Linked DNA regions of Homo sapiens: region 1 is linked to region 2. Evidence: read pairs that join two places in POLR2A ChIA-PET (ENCODE). Cell type or tissue: Panc1. All regions are shown on one strand. Links, peaks and the distances in the headings refer to the core of each region. The heading gives the core; the rest is flanking DNA. Region 1 overlaps CHN1 (chimerin 1). Region 2 overlaps CHN1 (chimerin 1).

Region 1 (8,198 bases), core at 1,920-5,919, 110 kb after region 2:
CCAAATAATTTAGAAACATCTGCTGGTGGTTAGTAATATTAGAGTTAAACCTCACAGAATTTGATCCAGAGAGATTTCTATTTTATTCGAGCTTTTGTGAGCTTACAGTTGGGGAATCCATATTAGAATATAGAACCAAGGGATGACAGAATGACACATTTACTAAATTTTTAAAAATGCACAGAAAATGACGAAAGGAAAACAGGGAGTCCATGTCATATGGATCTGGGCCTTACAGTCAACTCCCAAATTTAATAAATACAGTAGACTCCATAACATCCAACATTTATTGAGTAGCTGGTATGCAGCAGACACTGTGGCGGTTGTTAAATATACAAAGAAAAAAACCTATAGCTTTCCCATTAGGGAACTTCATCCAATGGGGGGACACGAGACTATAAACTATTACGTCACCACACAATAAGTGCTAGGGCAGAGATGGGTAGTATAGGGCACTCTGGATGCAGAAAAGGGGTAACGCACAAAGGAAGGCCAGGTAGAAGAGACGATTATTCAAGCTGAGTTTTGCAAGATGTGTAGAGGTGAGGGCAAAGAAGGGATAGGGACATGATGGTGCCAAAGGCTCATTAAGTAAAATTTTTTCTGGAAAGTAGCCCAGCATGGCTGAAGCACAGTCTCTAAGTGGGAGACAGTGAGAGATGAAGTCAGACAGGTCAAGGGTCCTATCTTGATAGTCTTATATACAAGCTAGGGAATTTGGACTTAATGGTGACAAGGAACCACTGGACGATTTTAAGGAGGGAAGTAAATTGTAAACTAACCAATTTCTAAGAGGCAGGTTTAAGTTTCCGATTACAGACTCTCATATAATAAGCAAGGAAAATGTGAAATAATAAAGGAAGAAAAAACATAAAAGTAAATGTTTAGATTGATTGAAGGTTATTCACAAGGTACATGTATACAGTGACAGTATTGTTATATGTTTATTCTTTCTTTCTTCATTTATTTGCTTAGATTGAGTACCTATTATGTGCCAAACATTGAGTTTACAGTCCTTGATAAATTTTAAGCGTTATGAGGGCAGGGATGTAACTGATTACAGAAATCCTTATCCAAGGTTTCACTTTTCATGGTTTCAATTACGCACAGTCAACTGCAATCTGAAAAAATTAAATGAACAACTCCAGAAAATAAGCAATTCACAAGTTTTTAAGTTGCATGCTATTCTGAGCAGCATGATGAAATCTTACACTACACAGCTCCATCCCACCAAGCAGTGGTCCCCAACCTTTTTGGCACCAGTGACCGGTTCTGGTTTCATGGAAGACAATTTTTCCATGGACGGTGGGGGGATGGGGGCATGCAAAGGGAATGTTTTGGGATGCAACTGCTCCACCTCAGATCAACAGGCATTAGATTGTCATAAGGAGTGTGCAACCCAGATCCCTCACATGAGCAGTTCACAATACGGTTCACGCTCCTATGAGAATCTAATGCCATTGCTGATCTGACAGGGGGTGGAGCGCAGGTGTTAATGCTCTCTTGTCTGCTGCTCACCTGCTGTGTGGCCCAGTTCCTAAAAGGCCACCAACCAGCACAAGTCCATGGCTTGGGGGTTGGGGACACCTGCTGCCAAGAATGTAATTCCTTTGTCCAGCATATCCATGCTGTAGACACTACCTAGTAAGTCACTTAGTAGCCACTTAAAGTGCTTGTAAGTCACTTAGTAGCCATTTTAGCAGTATCACAGTGCTTATGTTCAAATAACCCTTATTTTACTTAACAGTGGCCCCAAAGTACAAGAGTAGCAATGCTGGCATACTATTATAATTGTTCTATTTTATTATTAGTTACTGTTAATCTCTTACTGTACCTAATTTATAAATTAAAATTTTGCCATCGCTATGTTTGTATAGGAAAAAACATAGTAGATAATAGGGTTCTGTACTATCCAGTTTCAGGCATCCACTGAGGCTCTTGGAATGTATCCGCTGAGGATAAGGGGAGACTACTGTATAGTCTGGGTTACCTCCCAAAGGAGAAGCAAACATTGCCTGTTGAACAGGGTATTGTTTACATTTTCAGAGAGTAACAGAAAGTGTCATAGTGGCCAGCACTATCACAGAAACCTACTTGATCTTCACTGTAAGCCCCCTGAACCAGGTCTGCAATGGCACATGGCACTTATTCAGCCACACACACAAAGTAGAAATATTACAAAACCACTTTTTCAAGTGGGTCAACAGACTTGTTAAATGGAGAAATTGTTCTGGTATCTTCAATCTTTGTTAATATTTACAATAACGATATAGGTGACAATATTAGCTACTATGTATCTTCAACCACTATACTAAGAACCTTATAAAATAATCTCATTTATTCCTGCACAGATGGGATAAGGGAACAGCCCCTGATTACCTGTAAAGAAATTGACACTAGAACATATAGCTGATCCTTGGCAGAGAAAGGAGTAAACATAGCTCCCTTACCACCAAATCCAAGCTCTTTCCACTACACTACATGCTACGAAAGTACCATCCTCCATGACATCCCATCTCACTCAGTAAAATCTCAAGTCCTTACCAGGCCATGGGAGATACACCCCAGTACTCTCTATCCCCCAGCTGCCCTCTCTCCTCTCTCTCCTCAACTCCTCCAGCTTTCCCCTTGCTGACTCCACTCCAGCCATGCTGGCCCTTCTGTTCCTCAAAACTGCCCAGCACATCCTTGCTTCAAAGCCTGCTCCATGAGGCAATTTCCCCATTTCATATGATGGGTTTCTCACTTCCTTCAAGTCTGCTCAAAATTCACCTGTCTGTGAGGCCTACCCCCTCTCCCCCGACATTGTGAGACAGGTAACCCCTTACCCCTCACTCTCCTCTATTTTTCTTCAAAGCATTTGCCACCTGGCACATTATACATGTTTTATTGTCTGTCTCCCTCCACTGCAAATATAAATTCCTTGATGGCAGGAACAAATACATACTTCGCACATATTAGGCACTCACTAAATATTCATCAGATAGATGGGTAAACAAATCACAAAATAGGAAAAGCCTCAAAGCTACTCCTTGGCAAAATTATAGAACAGTACTCATCTAGTTTCTACACCCTTCTCTCACTTAACGGTATCATCCATTCCTTCCCCAGACCTCGAACGTCCTCTGCTTTTTCACACACTTTTGCTTATGACATCACCTCTTACAAGCCTTCTTAGTAAAGCCCCACCCTCTAAAACTTCTACTTTCTTTTCTCTTACAGTATAATTGCCTCAATCAAAATGCCTGCCCTATGTTTTTACTACTTTAAGACTGTTCATCCATAAGCTGAAATAATCTTTTCATGCTAAAAGAATGTACTTATCTATGCTCAGCATGTAATTCCTCATAGGTAACATGCTAAAAATCATGTTTAATAGTGTAAATTTCACTTACATGGGAGGTCTGCAGGAAAAAATATTTCAGTCAAACAGATGTTTCCATTTTCCTCAAATGGACATCCACACCACTCACCTGCTGCCTGTCAAACCTAGCACCAACTACTTCAAAACCTAAAATCATCTTTACCAGAGTAACTTCACAGCCATTAAAGAACAGAAAACAATGGCAAAGTTCTATATAAAAGATACAAAAGGCCGGGTGTGGTGGCTCACGTCTGTAATCCCAGCACTTTGGGAGACCGAGGCGGGAGGATCACGAGGTCAGGAGTTCGAGACCAGCCTGGCCAACAAAAATTAGCTGGGTGTGGTAGTCCCAGCTACTTGGGAGGCTGATGCAGGAGAATCGCTCAAATCCGGGAGGCAGAGGTTGCAGTGAGCTGAGACGATGCCATTGCACTCCAGCCTGGGTGACACAGTAAGACTCTGTCTCGGGGGCGCAAAAAAAAAAAAAAGATACAAGATAGGGCCGGGCACAGTGGTCCATGTCTATAATCCCAGCACTTTGGGGGGCCGAGATGGGTGGATCACATGAGGTCAGGAGTTCAAGACCAGCCTGGCCAACATGGCAAAACCCCGTCTCTACTAAATACGCAAAAATTAGCCAGGCATTGTGGCACATGCCTATGGTCCCAGCTACTCAGAAGGCTGAGGCAGGAGAATTGCTTGAACCTGGGAGGTGGAGGTTGCAGTGATCTGAGATTGCGCCACTGCACTGCAGCCTGGGTGACAGAGTGAGACTCTGTCTCAAAAAAAAAAAAAAAAAAAAGATACGAGATTAAAAAAAAAAACATACTTTAAGAGCTGAAGATTATGACAGAAATGGGAAAAATCAGGAAGAATTTGCAGTTTAAAAAGCCTCAGACTCATTCAGTTTTGAAATGTCAAGTCTGTGGTCACAAAAATCTATTCAAGGAGAGATATGTCTGACATATCCTTGTGCTTGCCTTACTCCACGGAACATATGCAATCCAAAGGAATCGAAAGGTCAGAGTCAGAGTGGAAAGAGAAAGGAAACACTTTCAGCGCTGCTGGATAAAAAACAATGAGGTGGCTCTATGCCAGGCCACTGAGCAGCTGGTGACATGCTGGCCTGACTCATCTTCCCTTCTCCCACATTCTCTCAACTGTGGGTATTGGCTCTTTCCAAGAAGTGCTTACTTTTCTAAATTTAAAACAGGTAGGAACATTTTTACCTATCAATTTTTAATTTTATTTTTTGTTCTTTGAGGAAGAAAAGTAAAAAAAAATCTAAAAATGTAAAAAGCTCTTAAAGGTTCTTGGATATAAAACCATTCTTTTCTTCTATCTAATCTTTGTTTTTAAAGCTCAGGTGGTTTTTTAAATTAATATATCTCAGCTTTACTGACATAAATTCCCATACCATAAAACTCACCCTTTCAAAGTGTACAATGTAGTGGTTTTTAGTGTATTCACAAAGTATCTATTCTTTTAAAAATAAGCAGCCAAATTAGGAATGTATATTTATAACTTTATTTTGTCAGGCTTTTTTTTCTATTCAATATGACTTTTCAATGTAAATATGGTCATACTGTACCCTGTTTCCTTAGTTTTGTCCTATCCTATTTTTAAGGATAGTAGGATTATATTAATTAAAAAAAATCAAAGTTCATAGAAATTATTTTCTATGTAAGAATAACTAATGGCTGGTAATTTGGTTACAAGGCCAGGCTCAAGGACTTGCCTTGAATTGAGTTTGCACAGAAAGTTCTGTGATTTCATTTAGTTTACATATTTCAGATAAATAAAGTCTTCTAAAGATGCTGTAATTGATGCTTTCTATAAGACTGAGAAAACATCAATTGCCCATAGCAAAGGACCTCATCTTTATCAGAGGGACTTGGAGAAACGCTACACCCTCACCAGCCCCAGCAAGGTACTCTTTGTCATGGCTGCTCTCAAGATAGTAAATTCCTAGGTTAAAACAATCTTATGAAAAACCTATAACTTATTATACTAATGTCATTCCTTTAAAACTATTATTATAACATATAAAGCATGACCAAACAGTATTTTTCTGCCTCACTATTTTATGATTGCTTTAAATTAGTATAAAACATGTATTCTCAATGAGTTGAGGAGATGGAGAGTTGGGGTAAAAAAAAGTACTGTATTTACGTTATGCAGAAAGCAGATATATCTACAGTACATAAACAGATACATAGTATATCTCTGGTATTAAATTTTCATGGGGAGAACAATTAGAAAACAGGCCTAAAAGGCCGGGAGAGGGAGGATTTTTTAAAAGGTTGAGAAAAAGTAATCTAAAAGAAACTAAAATCTTTATTGACAAATATGTCAAATTTGTATAATTATACATATCACTGTCTTCTATGTTCAAAAATTAGGCTGCTTATAGGATGGTTACCTGCAGAGACAGATGTGACTCAAAAGACTGCAGTGCCAACATTCCTCTACAGTGTACACAGATGGTGACTATCAGAGTTATAACAACTATAATTATTTTATTGTTCTTACATAGTACCAGCTCTCCACACATTAAAAGACAAACTTTAAAGCTAAAATATTAGAACCACAGGCATGCATCACCACACCTGGCTAATTTTTTTTTTTTTTTTTTTTTGAGATGGAGTCTCACTCTGTTGCCCAGGCTAGAGTGCAGTGGTGTGATCTCAGCTCACTGCAACCTCTACCTCCTGGGGTTCAAGCGATTCTCCTGCTTCAGCCTCCAGAGTAGCTGGGACTACAAGCATGTGCCACCATGCCAGGCTAATTTTTGTATTTTTAGTAGAGACATGGTTTTGCTATGTTAACCATGGTCTTGAACTCCCGACCTCAAGTGATCATCCACCTTAGCCTCTCAAAGTACTGAGATTACAGGCATGATCCACCACACCTGGCCTGATTTTTTTTGTTTGTTTGTTTTGAGACAAAATCTCGCTCTGTCTCCCAGGCTGGAGTGCAGTGACACAATCTCAGCTCACTGTAACCTCTACCTCCTGGGTTCATGGGATTCTCCTGTGTCACCCTCCCAAGTAGCTGGGACTACAGACACCTGCCACCACACTTGGCTAATATTTGTATTTTTAGTAAAGGTGGGGATTCACCATGTTGGCCAGGCTGGTCTCGAACTCCTGACCTCAAATGATCCACCCACCTCGGCCTCCCAAAATGCTGGTATTACAGGCATGAACCACTGCACCCAGGCTTTATTATTATTATTATTTTCTGTAGAGATGGTATCTCCCTGTGTTGTTCAGGCTGGTCTCAAACTCCTGAGCTCAAGTGATCCTCCAGCCTAGGCCCCCCAAAGTGCCAGGAGGCATGGGCCACCCATTACAGATGTGAGCCACCATGCCCAGCTGGGTTTTCTTATTTTTACTCTTTTAGAGACAGGGTCTTGCTGTGTTGTCCAGACTGGAGTGCAGTGGCTATTCACAGGCACAATCATAGTGCAACTACAGTCTTGAACTTCTGAACTCAAGCAGTTCTCTTGCCTCAACCTCCTGAGTAGCAGGGACTACAGGCACATTGCCACCATGTCTGACTAAAATATTAAGTTTTGACACCAGTACAAGAAGGAACATGGACAAAAATTTAAATAAGGATGATGATTTAAATGACAGCTGAAAAGAATATATTCTGAAAAAGGCAGATGAGCTCACACCACTGGGCCAGCCTCTTGTATTCTTTGGACAACTGAAAAATAAAAATGTCAGCAGAGAGTATAGTCAAGTGGGAACTTCCTATAAAATTAGCTTTCAGTCAAATATGAAAATCTTCAATTGACTTGTCTTTTAAAAAATACATTTTAATTTCAGGACATTCCTATGGGAAATCAGAAAATTTCCTAACTACATCACAAAGAATATGCCATTGCTATTTAATTGCTCCAAAAGATGTCCATAGGTAGGTGTGTCAGGTTAGTGACAGATGCTGAATAAAGTGAGATAATGAAAAGGTTTCCATGGCAGAAGGGTCTGAGGAAAGATGGTACAAAATTATAGCAAAATCATAAGCATTATTAGAAGTGATCTATGGTAGTAAGATGGTGACTAAATGGTAACAAGAATAAGGGGCAAGGAGGGTGAGCAGCAACGCCAGAGGTGACTCTACCCAGATAGAGGACCATTATTCAAGGTTCAGCCAGCCCAGCCGACGGTAACTGAGTTCCCAATCGCATCAGTTGGTCTGGGCTATAAACCACAGCCCCATTAAGCTATAAATGACAGAGATTCCTGCCAAGGCAAGAGCTGGCAGAATGCTTATTCACCCAGCTCTGCCAACTAAGGCTCTATTGGTGTGGCCAATCAGGACATTTTGTCAGGTACACCAGCCACAAATTCCCATATTCAAGGATCTGAGACTTTCCTTTTATCCCAGTAATTACTAGAAAACATGTGCTCTCTACTAAGGAAGTTCTCACAAAGCCTATACGGAATTAGTTAATAGTTAAGTGCCACTCACTATACGGAATTAGGTAATTAGTGAATTAGGTGCATTCGCTATAGTTCTAGAAAAGACTCTGAAGTGCCACTAGAGGACCATGTCTCTTGTACGCTGTGACAGATGTTTGCTGAAAAAATGAGCAAGGTGAGCGAGCAGAGTCTGTAATACATTTGGATAATTTTTGAAATTGGGGGATTTAAAAACTATATCGAAGCTGATAATGAGATGTGAGTTCATTTGAAAGGAGAAGAAAAACGGGTGCAAATTCTTAAGCTTTCAAAAATGCACATTTTCAATTCCCAAATGAGACTGTAAAATCTTTCAAGATTGGGGTCTGGTTCTTCTATCCCAAAATAAAACTAATATGCAT
Region 2 (8,198 bases), core at 2,088-6,087:
TATGAGTCCTTAAGAATCGGTTATTAGTTTTACTTACTTTAAAGCACCAGAGACTGGCATAGTACTTGGCATATATCATGCCTCCTAAGTAAGTGGAATAGAATTAGTAAAGACTTCATAAATAGTTTCCCCTAAGTTAGCTAGCTATATGTAACAATAAAAAGAATTTTTGAAAATACACAGAAATTAGCCGGGCGCGGTGGCTCATGCCTGTAATCCCAGCACTTTGGGAGGCCAAGGTGGGCGGATCACGAGGTCAGGAGATCAAGACCATCCTGGCTAACATGGTGAAACCCCATCTCTACTAAAAAAAAAAAAAATCAGCCAGGCGCCCGTAGTCCCAGCTACTCAGGAGGACGAGACAGGAGAATCGCTTGAACCCGGGAGGCAGAGGTTGCAGTGAGTCAAGATCACGCCACTGCACTCCAGCTTGGGCGACAGAGCGAGACTCGGTCTCAAAAAAAAGAAAAAAAAATATATATATATAGAGAGAGAGAAATTACATATAACTGCCAAAATATAATCAGGTTACCGTAGTTTTGCTGGACATAATTTAAAAAGTGATAATTACCATGATAGAGTGTTTGCCATTTACAGAGCCATAATGGTCTTAGTGTGATGACCTATATAATATGAAGCTGCTTTTTCTATTGACATTTGGGAGTAAATAAGTGATATACAATTTTTCTTTTTTTTCTGAGACAGAGTCTCCCTGACCTCAGGCTGGAGTGCAGTGGCATAATCTTGGCTCACTGCAACCTCCACCTCCCTGATTCAAGTAATCCCGAGTAGCTGGGATTACAGACGTGCACCACCAAGCCCAGCTAATATTTAGTAGAGTTGGGGTTTTGCCATGTTGGCCAGGCTGGTCTTGAACTCCTGGCTTCGTGTGACCTGCCTGCCTCAGCCTCCAAAAGTGCTGGGATTACATTCGTGAGCCTGGCCTACAAACAACTTTTCTAATTTAGTGAGCCAATTATAGTAACTTGTGCTACCTACTATGTTTCATTTTACTACTAAACCACAGGACCAATACTAAATACTGTGTCCCACTACTACATAAATTTATATTTGTACTTACAGAAAAGTATTTTACATGCATTCCAATCATTTAAAAACTAGAGTAGGCCTAGAAATAATCAACATGTTTGAATAATAGACTTGGCATATTCAAGAGTTGGTGATCAGTCCCATTAAAAGCTAATTGAAATCTTATTATAAATGAGGTTACTACTATGTCAGGATAAAAAGTCACACCATGACAGAAGTCTACAAAAGCACAGAGTAAAACATGAGTGTGAGTGCTTATAGAGTTCTATACATGTATAAGTGTGAGTGTGTGTATAAACACAAACCCACAAATTCATATGCAGGTTTTTCAGATCCCTATTTAATTCTGTTAAACAATACAATGCTTTTATTTAATCATTTCCATATAAATTACACCATCCTAAGTATCATATGTGGAATACAATTTAACATTTTTCTTGGTGACTCAAGTTTATTAACATATTAGTGTTTGAATACAGAAATATCCCAAAGACTATTGTAGTGTATTGAGTTGCCTTTCTCTTACCTAAATTGACCCCAATTATTAAACTTCTAGTTCTTAGATCTAGTTTTATATTTCTAAATCCTCCTTGCAGGTTATTAACTGTGTTCTCCTTCCAATTCGCTTTTTATCCACTGTAAGCTTGGAAACAAGACAAAAGGATTTATTAAGTTTTATATAAAACTGTCTTAAATAGACTCTGATTGGGATTATTGAGCACTCTTTTGCAATAAAGGCATGGGTTTTGTGATGGGTATTTAGGCATTTCCCATTTATTTCCAGCTTCAGGACCATGTTTTGGAGGTCTGATGCTGCCAACAGTCTGGTTTCCATATGGGCAGGATGCTACTATAAATGAGCAGACACAGGCCTAAATTTGGTCAAGTACATGCCTTAGGTTTAGGACTTAGTGTTCATTAACAATCAGCAAAGTATCACATTTTTCTCAGAAAAAAATGTCTTACTAAAAAAATCAGTTTATTAATGTATAATTTACATAGAATAAACTGCTTCCATTGCAAGTGCACAATTCAATGAGTTTTGGCATATATTATTATCATGGTCAAGATGCAGAACATTTCCAATACCTCCAATGGCTTCCTCATGCCCTTTTGCAGTTTGGCGTTGTCCTATTTAACCACTTAATCTGTTTTCTGTTACTTCTGTTACTATAATTTTCTATTTTATATAAATGGAATTACATAACATGTATTCTTTTGTGCTTGGATAGCTAAGTTTTTAAGATAAAAAATTACATTAAGCTGATGGCGATTCTTCTTATCAGACTTTAAATACAACTAGACTAGGATTTCTGACTATGGAAAAGCAATAAACCATATTTGTATTTGCTACTTAGTTTCTGGGGTTAATTAGCTTTTTCTCTCTAATGAAGATATTAGGCATCAGATATAATCAACCTATTAGATGAAAAAAAGAATTATCAACATAACAATAGTTACCACTTGTTGATTTGTAATGGCTAATAAGCAAAAGGCTTAAAATGTAATACAGAATGTATTTCTGTGTTTATTTTAATAATACTATCTAATACTTTTTGAGTGTTATATCCTAGGCACTATGTATGTATTAACTCAAATAATCCCTCCAGTGTCTCTAGGAGGTATTACTATTATTACATCCTCATCTTATAGATAAGGAAACTGAAACTTAGGGAGATAAAGTAACTTGCCTAAAGTCATATAGAAAATGTAAAAAAGAATTTGCATCCAGGACTGTCTGACTGCAAGGCATTTTCTGAATAATCAACCACCTATATTTATTTAAAATCACAGGGCCAAAAAGATTATCAAAAGCCCCATAATTAGGCTATGTATCTTTTAGAGCAACATAACAAAGAAATCATGAATATCTGTCTACTTAAGAGATCCTAAGACAAGAGTCGTAAACGGAATGAAAAATAGATTTCTGCAGTTTCCTATTTATGCAAAGAACTGTATCACAGAAAAGCGTTCTAAGTCTGACAATTTATTATTCAATGCAATTCTACTAAATAAGCCCAGTATATGCCAACCACTGCAAAAGGTTTAAGGAAACCAAGATGTACAAGACTTCATTTCTGCCCTGGAGGACCTTAGTTCATTTTTAAAGACAGATAGACTTATAAATATTTACTATAGGTAGTGCCTGCACTTAGGTATATTTATAGAATATGTGAAGATATTTTCAGAAAATAAATTAATAACTATATGATCAAAAGCACCAGGAAAAAAACATGTTCAATAGAGACTCAAATATATAACCTTGTACATTAGGTACCATCTCTAAAAATCAAAACACTTGAGTCATAAATACATTTTTTCTTTTTCTAGTGAACCTAAAAACCTGGCAGCAAACAGTTATTGGAACCCTTGGCAAAATTTTGAAAGTCCTAGCAGGAAAGGTCAATCTGCATCTTGGAGAATGACCACAATTGAGAGCAGAAGCTGAGCCAAAACCTACACAATTGTCTGAAATAAGAGCAGATGGGGAACAAGAGGAGGGAGAAACACTCACTCGGAAGGATGACAAGAACCATAAGGCGGCGATTGTAGCCTGGGGATAACATGAAGCATTCATAGATCTGTTCTACTATACTCAAGGAAGAAAGGGCAATATGGGGTTTTGAGGGGAGACAAATCAAAACAAACATTCAGTGCATTTAATAAGATAAGGGTAATATATCAACAAATCAAAATACCTTTAAGAGAACTTCAGAAACCAGTTAAGAAGTTGCAGTACTCCAGGTAAATGCAAAGCCCAGAAGGAGGTGCATTGAAAGGTAAGAAGAGCCATTTCACTTTATCCACAATAACCTCTTCCCCAAGCTGCACAGCTAAGCTCTTCTTGCAGCTTCTGGGTGATGGGGGAGAGCAGTGGGGAGAAGAGTGGAACATGCATGCAATGTTGGCTTTTTAGAGGGTTTCTTGAAGGATTGTTTTTCCTCTTGCCTCAGGGCACTCACTCAAAGCACTAATGGAACTGGTAATGTAAGGATGGTTTGCAGCAGCAAAAGAGGTCTTATGGTGCCACAGAGAAGCCAGTGCAGCCCGGTGTGAATCCACAAAAGGTGGGAGGGAGAAGAGTGGAGTATGAATATGGTGTTCCAACTTTTCAGGAAGCTATTCAAGGGACTAACGTCTCACTTGATTCAGGGGAGAGTGGGACAGCTTGCTGCTGTAGACCAAGAACCTGCAAAACTACTCACAGATACCAGAGGGAGCAAGAGATTAAAAGCTCCTGAAAAAGAAACCAGCAAATCTCTCTAACTGGGAAATTACACACACAAGCCCAGAGAAAACACATCTCCCCTAAAAGGTTTTAGAGGCCCCTAGAATCTCTACACAGGTTAATTCATAAAGGTTTTCTCCTGTATGAAACCAGTCCATAAAGGCTGGAAAAGGTGGTTTTTTTTTCAAACACACTCAGCTAAAAACAAGAATGAACTTATAAGCATATGAAGAAACAAGGAAATAGCACAATCAATGGAACAAAATTAATCTCCTGAAACTAAACCCAAATAAATGGATATCTATGAAATATCTGAAAAAGAATTCAAAATAAGTGTCTAAAAGAAATTCAATGATCTACAAGACAGCACAGATAAGCAACTGAACAATATCAAGGAAAAAAATGCATGACAAAATAAAATCAACAAAGACACAGAAACTATAAAAAAGAAACCAATAAATTCTATAGCTGAAGAATACAATAAATGGATTAAAAAGGGATTCAACAGCAGACTTTATAAAGCAGAAGAAAGAATCAGCAAACTTAAAGACAGGTCATTTGAAATTATTGACCTCAAAGAATAAAGAGAAAAATGAACCAAAAAAAGTGAAGAAATCCTAAGGGACTTATGGGATACTACAAAGTGTATCAATATATGCATTATGGGAATTCCAGAAAGAGAAAAAGCAGCAGAGCTAATTTGAAGAAATATCCCAAGTTTGAGGAAATGAAATAGAAATCCAAATTTAAGAAGCTTGAAGAATTCTAACCAGAATAAATAAATATGTGTGTGTGTGTGTGTGTGCACGCGTGTGTGTATGTATATATATGAAATACACAAAAGAAAATGAGAAGGGAATCAAACCATATCAATAAAAAAACAATGAAACAAAAATGAAAGCAACCAGAGAAGAGAGACAATAGCTATAAGATAAGCAAAAAACAATTAACAAAATGGCAATAGTAAGTCCTCCATTATCCATAATTAGTTTAAATGTAAATGGATTAAACTCTCCAGTTGAAAGATAGAGAGTGGCTGAATAAATATACAAGCAAAATGCAACTATACACTGTCTACAAAAGACTCACCTTAGATGTAAAAACACACAAGCCAAGAGTGAAAGGGTGGACAAAGATACACCATGCAAATGGTAACCAAAGGAAGGCAGGTGACCATACTTGTATCATGGAAAATAGACTTTTACTAAGTAAAAAGCTGTTACAAGAGGCAAAGAAGGACATTACATGATAATAAAAGGGTCAATTCACCAGGAAGATATAGTAAGTATAAATATAAGGCTATAGGCACTTAGCCAGCTACAGTAGCATGTACCTGCCCTAGTCCCAGCTACTCAAGAGGCTGAGGCAGAAGCATCATTTAAGCCCAGAAGTTCGGGACCAGCATGGGCAATACAGCAAGACCATCTTTAAAAAGAAGAAGAAGAAGAAAAAATATATACGCACCTATTAGAGCACCCAAATATACAAAGCTAACACTGACAGAATTGAAAGGAGAAATTCATAGTAACATAATAGCAGGAAATTTCAATACCCTACTTTAATAATGAGTAGAAAAACCAGATAGACAATCAACAAGGAATAGGAGGACTTAAACAGCATTATACCCCAACTGAACCTAATAGGCACATACAGAACACTCCACCAAACAGCAGAAGAATGCACATTCTTCTCACATATACATGGAATATTCTCCAGGTTAGATCATGTGTTAGGCCTCAAAACAAGTCTTAAAAAATTTAAGAAGGCTTAAATCATACCAAGTATCTTTTCTGATCACAATGAAGTGAAACCAGATATCAATAGCAGTAGAAAAACTAACACGGTAGGGCTAACACGGTGAAACCCTGTCTCTACTAAAAATACAAAAAAAAAAATTAGCCGGGTGTGGTAGTGGGCGCCTGTGGTCCCAGCTACTTGGGAGGCTGAGGCAGGAGAATGGTGCGAACCTGGGAGGCAGAGCTTGCAGTGAGCCGAGATAGTGCCACTGCACTCCAGCTTGGGCGACAGAGCAAGACTCCATCTCAAAAAAAAAAAAAAAAAAAAAAAAAGAAAAAAGAAAAACTAAAAAATTCACAAATATGTGGAAATCAAATAATATACTCTTGGAAAAACTATGGGTCAAAGAAGAAATCACAAGGAAAACTAGAAAATATCTTGAGACAAATGAAAATAGGCCGGGAGCGGTGGCTCATGCCTGTAATCCCAGCACTTTGGGAGGCTGAGATGGGTGGATCATGAGGTCCGGAGTTCAAGACCAGCCTGGCCAAGATGGTGAAACCCTGTCTCTACTAAAAATACAAAAATTAGCTGGGCTTGGTGGTGGGCACTTGTAATCCCAGCTACTCAGGAGGCTGAGGTACAGAATTGCTCAAACCCGGGAGGTGGAAGTTGCAGTGAGCCGAGATCATGCCATTGCATTCCAGCCTGGGTGACAGAGCGAGACTCCATCTCAAAAAAAAAAAAAGAAAAAAAAGAAAAGAAAAACACAACGTACTTTTGGGATGCAGCAAGAGCAGAACTAAGAGGCAGTTTATAGTGGTAAATACCTACATGAAAAAAGAAAGATCTCAATCAAATAATTTTGCACCTCAAGGAACTAGGGGAAAAAAAGGACCAATAAAACTCAAAGTTAGCAAAAGGAAGGTAATAGCAGTGATTAGAGCTGAAATAAACAAAATAGACACTAGAAAAACAACAGAGGAAAAAAAACCAACTATGAGTTAGTTTTTTAAAAAGATCAACAAAATTGACAAGCCATTAAGAAAAATATAGCAAAGACTAAAATCAGAAGTGAAACAAGAAATATTACAACTGATGCCACAAAAATAAAAAGTAAAAGAAATTACTATGAATAATTATATGTCAACAAACTGGATAACCTAAAAATGAATTAATTCACATAAACATATAACCTACCAAGACTGAATTATAAAGAAACAGAAAATCTGAACAGACCTGTAACTAGCAAGGACATCGAATCAGCAGTCAACAGCTTCCCAATAAAGAAAAGGACAGGACCAGATGGCTTCAGTGAAAAACTCTACCAAACATTTAAAAAAGAATAATTGCCATTCCTTCTCAAACTCTTCTAAAAATTTGAAGAGGAAGTGTTATTATTTGAATGTTTGTGTCCCCTGCAAAATTAATGTTGAAACTTAATCTCCAATGCAGTGGTATTAAGAGGTGGGGCCTTTATGAAACAATCACTTTGTAAATGGAATTAAAGCCTTTATAAAAGAGGCTTCACCCAGGGTTTGGCCCTTTTTCCCTTCTGTTCCTTTCACAATGTGAGAACACAGTGTTCAGACTGCCATCTTGGAAGCACAGTCTGGGCCCTCACCAGACACTAAATGTGCTAACACCGTGGTCTTGGATTTACCAGATGCCAGTAGTATGAGAAATAAACATCAATTGTCTATATATTACCCAGTCTGCTGTATTTTGTTACAGCAGCACAAACAGACTAAGACAGGAAGGAATATTTCCAAACTCATTTTATGATGCTAGCATTACTGTGATACCAAAGCCAGACAAAGATTACTACAAGAAAACTATAGACCAATATCCTTGATGAATATTGAAACAGAAATCCTCACCAACCTAGTGAACCAAATTAAACAGCACATTAAAAGAATTACATACATAACATGACCACGTGAAATTTACCCCGGGGATGCAAGAATGAGTCACTATACAAAATATAAATGTAATACACTACATTGACAAAATGAAGGGCAAAAACCACATGATCACCTCAATTGATGCAGGAAAAGTATCTAACTAAATTCAGCACCCTTGCATTTAAAAAACAAAAAACACCACTCAACAAACTGGGAATAGAAGGAAATTACCTCAGTATAAAAGGGTTATAGATAAAAAGCCCTCACCTTATATCAAA

Evidence for each region. Peaks named below come from ENCODE experiments on the same cell type or tissue, not always from the same donor. Only the 100,000 strongest peaks of a DNase experiment are listed, where the experiment ranks them.
Region 1: POLR2A ChIA-PET joins it to region 2 with 8 read pairs; 3 of 35 experiments call an interaction of 5 or more read pairs at or near these places.

Annotation. Positions count from the first base shown.
Region 1 is chr2:174,994,157-175,002,354 of GRCh38, forward strand. All of the region lies in intron 1 of CHN1 (chimerin 1), which reads right to left. Among named protein-coding and RNA genes, the nearest start is that of CHN1, 7.1 kb to the right of the region's middle. In Panc1, for the core only: no CTCF peak of the experiment used is centred there; a DNase peak (open chromatin) is centred at 4,405.
Region 2 is chr2:174,884,818-174,893,015 of GRCh38, forward strand. All of the region lies in intron 5 of CHN1 (chimerin 1), which reads right to left. Among named protein-coding and RNA genes, the nearest start is that of CHN1, 120 kb to the right of the region's middle. In Panc1, for the core only: no CTCF peak of the experiment used is centred there; no DNase peak of the experiment used is centred there.